Linked DNA regions of Homo sapiens: region 2 is linked to region 1. A link is a contact called in ENCODE Hi-C data. All regions are on one chromosome and are shown on one strand. The core of a region is the stretch at or near the end of the contact, and the rest is flanking DNA. Distances in the headings are between cores, read along the strand shown. Region 1 has its middle 130 kb from the start of OAT. Region 2 overlaps ZRANB1 (zinc finger RANBP2-type containing 1).

Region 1 (2,954 bases), core at 181-2,680:
CCCTCTTTTCCTCTGAGTGGGGTTGTGTGGTTGACTCCATCTCCTCTACCTCCCTCAAATCATACAGATTGGTTCAGGAATAGGGATGTGGCCCAGCCCAACCAGTGAGACCCAGCCTTGGAAGTTTTGCTGGAAAGAGTTGCTGTTGCTTTGTGGGGGCTGCCAGGCTGGTAGAAGCTAGAATGCTGGGGAGCATGTTTTCCACCTGCTGGAGGATGTCTTCTCGAGAATAGAGCTGACCTAGGGGGAAAGCAGAGTGAGGTGGAGGGAGGTGAGCTCTACCCATCACTGGAACACCTGGATCCAGCTGAGCCTGAAGTAGGATCATGGACTTTTCAGCTTCATGAAACAATGTATTTTCTTTTATGTTTGAGGCTGCTGGTTTGGGTTTCTATCTCTTCTGTCCAGTCATTCAGTCTCCACTGAGAGGCCCCATAGCATGGTGGTTAGGGAAGATCTCAGAACCATGGCCAACTCTGCTACTTACTACCTGTGTGACATTTGGCAAGTTATTCCATCTCTCTGTGCCTCGGTTTTGCAGATTTGATGCTCAAATCTGTGAGGGGCCACCCCAGGGGCTCCTCCTCCCTCTCTGTTCATGCTCCTGTCCCTGAGCAGAGCCCTTTCCTTTCGCATGCAGTTCCAGGCTCCTGCGAGGCCTCGAGCGGTTTCTCATTCAGACCCGGTCCCCTCATCCCTCCCATGCCCACCTCTAAAGCTCCCAGTGAAAACAGAGCTACCGTTCCCTTCCTGCAGGGCAGGGGCCAGGGCACAGCCACCCCCGCAGTCACTGCTAACCTGTTGGGGTTGGCGATGACTTTCTGTCCCAGCGACAGCAGTTGCATTAAAAAAATGAAAACTCGTTTTTAGCACCAAAGTAGTGCATAGACATAGTTTTCTGTTTTGAAAAGTTCAAACAGCATAAAAGGATGTAAAAATAGAAAATACAAGTTTCTCACCTCCTGGCCACCCCAGTCTTATTCCCCAGAGATAACCACAGCTCGCAGTTCCCTGAGTATTTTTGCCGTGCCTCGGCAAAACCATGTGGCTCTGTTTGCTTCTTTCAACTGAAAATAGCCTTTGGAGAGCCTTCATATGGGCGCTTCCGGCTCTGCTGCACGGCTCGCTTGTGTGTGTGTGTTTTCCTTTAAAAACTGTGGTAAAATATGCATAACAAAAAAATGTATCACCGTAACCGTTTTTAAGTGTACCGTTCAGTAGTGCTAAGTACATTCACATCATTATGCAACCAATTTCCAGAACTTTTTCATCTTGCAAAACTGAAATTTTATAACTGTGAAACAACAATTTCCCCTTCCCACCTCCTCCCAGCCCTGACAGCCATCATTTTACTTTCTGTCTCTATGAATTTGACTACCCTAGAGAGCTCATATATGTGAAACTATAGAGTATTTGTCTTTTTGTGGTTGTCTTATTTCACTCAGTAGAGTGTCTTCAAGGTTCATCCGTGTTGTAGCATGTGTCAGAGCTTTCTTCCTTTTTTTTCTTTTTTTTTTTTTCTTGAGACGGAGTTTCGCTCTTGTTGCCCAGGCTGGAGTGCAATGGCACGATCTTGGCTCACCACAACCTCTGTCTCCTGGGTTCAAGCGATTCTCCTACCTCAGCCTCCCGAGTAGCTGGGATTACAGGCATGTGCTACTATGCCCAGCTAATTTTATATTTTTAGTAGAGACGGGGTTTCTCCATGTTGGTCAGGCTGGTCTCAAGCTCCCAACCTCAGGTGATCTGCCCACCTCAGTCTCCCACAGTGCTGGGATTACAGGCGTGAGCCACTGTGCCTGGTGCTTTCTTCCTTTTTAGGGCAGAATAATATTGTATTGTTTGGATATGCCACCTTTTGTTTATCTGTTCATCTGCGGGCGAACATGTGGGTTGCTCCCTCCTTTTGGCTATTGTGAATAGTGCTGCTATGAACATGGGTGGACAAGTAGCTCTTCTAGACCCTGCTTTCAATTCTTGGGTGTGTACCTAGAAGTGGAATTGCTGGATCATATGGTAGTTCTATTTTTAATTTTTGGAGGCACTGCCGTACTGTTTTCCATAGTGGCCACGCCGCTTTACATTCCCACCAGCAGTGGACAAGGGTTCTAATTCCTCCACATCCTTGCCAACGCTTGTTATTTTCTGGTTTTTGATAGTAGCTATAATGATGGGCGTGAGGTAGTATCTCATGTGGTTTTGGTTTGCATTTCCTAAATGGCTAGTCTTGTTTTGCGTGTGTTTTAAAAGATATAATTATGAATATTTTCAATACACTCAAAAGTAGAGATAGAGCCGCCACCCAGATTCAACAGTTAGTAAGATTTTTGCCCTATTTCCTTTCTCTGTCTCCTGAATGATTTCATAGCAAGCCCCAGACACAAGGTCTCATTGCCGCAGAATCCAATGAGCATTTCTAAAACCCTGGATATCTCCTTACACGCCAGCATCACTATCAGCCTAAGTGTTTCTTTGGTATCACTAATATCTAGTCCATAATCAAATCTCCCTGATTGTTTTGAAAATGCATTGTTTCAGTTTTCATAGGGGCCTTCTAGAAGATCTGTGTCTGAGCCCAAAGACTCTTAACTCCATCAATCTTTCGCGAGACAGGTGGCGGGGAGGTTGGGAGCACAGGACACACAGTCAGATCAGATTTAAATCCTGGTTCTGTTGTTGATTGGCTGCTAGGTGGCCTTGGCAAGGTACTTATCCTTTTGAGCCTCAGTTTGTTAACCTGTGCAATGGAGAGAGCCACGGCATCCATGGCCCAGAGATTAAATGCGATAGCATGTGACATGCTTAGCACTGCCTTGGGCACATAATGAGTGTGCAAGACTTGGGAGCTGCTCCTGTCGTTACTATGACTTCAGTGTAATTTTCACAAAGTCTCACTCCCACAGAGAGTTTTCAGACATCACGGAAGTCCTGCAGGAAGGAGAGCAGAAGGGGCT
Region 2 (2,859 bases), core at 266-2,765, 690 kb before region 1:
GACTCTACCCATCAAAAGCTCATGTTCTAATCCCATCTCTTAATACCAGGTAACCAATATAGCTATCTAATTTCAAATAACACACAAGCATGAAAAGGGAAAATTTTTCAAAGGAGATTTTTTTAAAGGATATTCTAAAATAAAACCAAAGAGAAAAATAAAAGAGTACAACAGATTTTTAAAAAATAATCTGAGGTCCACAAAGAAATCCGTTACTATCAACTGCTGTCTTCCTCTCAGATAGCAGACGCATTTCCTAACAAGTAATCCTCTGTATGCTCACTTCCAGCATATATAAGACAGTCAAGTAATTTAAGATGCACATACAGTAGCTATGTTATGTGCTTTCTAACAGAAACATTTTTCACCTACATACACAAATGTAACTATAATAAAATAAAAAAGTCTTTTTACGTTAGATTTTGGAGTTACCTGCTGGCAATGTAAATGTTACAAGGTCAGTCAGAAAATAGCAAGCAAAATCCCCCTTTCTCTGATGAAGAGAGGCAGCTATCTCTCTCCGGATTTGTTCTGTCAGTTCAGGACACACCATTGCTGGAATACACTTTGCTGCTTGTTGAGACACCTTAAATACAAAAGAAACCTTCCTCTCATCTCATGTATCATAAGTGGAAGCAGAAAACAACAGTATTTAAAAGAAATCAGCAAAATTTCCCAATAACTCAAGGTTTTCTTTAATCTTAAAATACACTGGTATTATTTCCTTACCAATGAAAGTATATACCAGAATAAGTTTTCAGTAACAGTCACAAAAATGTTTTATCCTCTGATTCAGTAATTCTCTTTAAGAATTTATCACAAGGAAATACTCAAAGATGCACATAAAAATGTATGGAAAAGGGTGTTGTTCATAGACACATCACAGGAAGAGGAGAGAGGACAGAAAACCTCAGTAGACTAACCATCGTGCACACAATAAAAACATTCTTTAGAAGCAGAGAATCACAGCTGATAAAGGGAAACTGCAAATACTCTTCTCCCACACCACAAGTTTCAAGTACCCTAACTTGGACTTAAAAAAAGCACGGTATTTAAAGGGTTAGTTCCCACTGACCTCAAGCCCTTTCTTCCTCTCCATTTGTTACCACTCTTGAGTTTTTAAAAAAGCATTTGGCATCTGCAAGTTTAAACACAGACTGCCAACCTCTGAAGCTCAGCCTGACAGGAGTGAGATGGGAGCACTACTGCACAGGCCTCTAAGCAAGAAAACAACAAACCAAAGAAGGCTAGAACTTTCTTTTGTTATTTTTTTATTCTTTTTAAAATGCTAAATAGCAACAAATGTTGCAAAGATTTAATTTAACCTCACATTTCAGTCATATCTAGTTTGTGGAGCTAAATAAAAATACATACACAGAATTCTAAAATCACAGTTGAGCATCTGCGAGTAACAAACAGAATTCAAGGCCAGGCACAATGGCTCACGCCTGTGATCCCACCAACTCTGGGAGGCCGAGGCGGGTGGATTGCTTCGGCTCAGCAGTTTGAGACCAGCCTGGCCAACATGATGAAACCCTGTCTCTACTAAAAATACTACTACAAAAATTAGCTGTAGTCTCAGCTATTTGGAAGGCTGAGGCATGAGAATCACTTGAACCCGGGAGGAGGAAGTTGAAATGAGCTGAGAACGCGCCACTGCACTCCAGCCAGGGTGACAGAGAGAGACTCTGCCAAAAAAAAAAAAAAAAAAAAAAAACCCCAAAGAGAATACCGTGGGAACCCACAGTGAGCCTGTTCCCTGATGTCACCAACCTGGACGATTATCCCAAAGGTAGCCTTCCAGCCACAGTGGGGTGTGAAGCAACAGGTCTTCCAGCCCCTTCTTCTTCTTCTCAAAGAGTAAGGTTTAATGATAATGTTATCTACATCATATATGCAGACAACTAACTGCTATTGCTATTAAAGAAATAATATTTCAAAAACCCTGCATACCCAGCACAGTTACCTGACTCCCTATTCTGAAACTGCAGCTTGGTGCAGTGGCTCACACCTGTAATCCCAGCACTGTGTGAGGCCAAGGCAGGAGGATCATTTGAGCTCAGGAATTCAAGACCAGCCTGGGCAACATAATGAAACTCTGCCTCTACAAAAAACCCCAAAATATTAGCTAGGCATTAGTGGCATGCACCAGTAGTCCCAGCTACTGGGGAGGCTGAAAGGTGAGAGGATCACTTGAGCCAGGGAGGTCAAGGCTGCAGTGAGCCATGATCACTCCCCTGGGCAACAGAGAGAAAGTCTGTCTCAAAAGAAAAGAAAAAAATAAAAAATTTAAAAACTCCTACGTGGAAATTCAGTTCAACTAGACTTTATTGGCCAAGATTACCATTAACCATGAAAATTCTCACTATATCTTAACTCCATGAGCCCAACCATTAGTCAACACTCAAACATGGAAAACCAAATATTAAATATTTTCAGAATATAATTGACTATTTCTCAAGTAACATAGTTAAAATGGCTCCCCCAAAGTAAATTCAAAAATAGCTTATTCCCATCAGCTAGCTCTCAGGCCCTTTCCAAAAACCTGGAAAGACCTTTCCAAAAACCACCTGGACTGGACCCTGACTACCACAAACATTCTAAAAGAAACTTAGCCCCCAAACAACCCCTTCCACCACCATCCTTAAGCAGGATGTGCCCCTGAAGCCTGCCACTCACCTTCTCACCTCCTTCAACCTTATGGTTCTCAACCATCTCCGTAGGCTGGGAGTTCTTAACTTAGGGTCCATGATCTTGGGAATGGTCCATGTACTTTAATGGGAATTTGGTTTTAATTCAAGTTAAATCAATTATCCCCAACTTTTTACCTATATTAAAATGTATTTTCTTATATATCAC

The links. A loop is a pair of places that touch in the nucleus more often than their neighbours do. Pooled maps may share reads with other maps.
Region 2: a pooled map shows a loop between it and region 1 (9-fold over the local background). The contact joins two enhancer-like sites. A Hi-C loop is called at or near these places in 2 of 37 single-sample maps with no recorded cell type and 2 of 50 pooled maps.

Annotation. Positions count from the first base shown.
Region 1 is chr10:124,284,152-124,287,105 of GRCh38, reverse strand. No RefSeq gene overlaps it. Among named protein-coding and RNA genes, the nearest start is that of OAT, 130 kb to the left of the region's middle. Within about 2 kb of position 1,430, at least 4 of the 41 ENCODE cell types and tissues checked have a DNase peak (open chromatin) inside an H3K27ac peak, as active enhancers do.
Region 2 is chr10:124,969,692-124,972,550 of GRCh38, reverse strand. It overlaps ZRANB1 (zinc finger RANBP2-type containing 1), which reads right to left. Exons shown (of 9, transcript NM_017580.3): 3 at 433-586. Among named protein-coding and RNA genes, the nearest start is that of ZRANB1, 29 kb to the right of the region's middle. RefSeq lists enhancers at 1,630-1,729, 1,820-1,999. Within about 2 kb of position 1,515, at least 7 of the 41 ENCODE cell types and tissues checked have a DNase peak (open chromatin) inside an H3K27ac peak, as active enhancers do.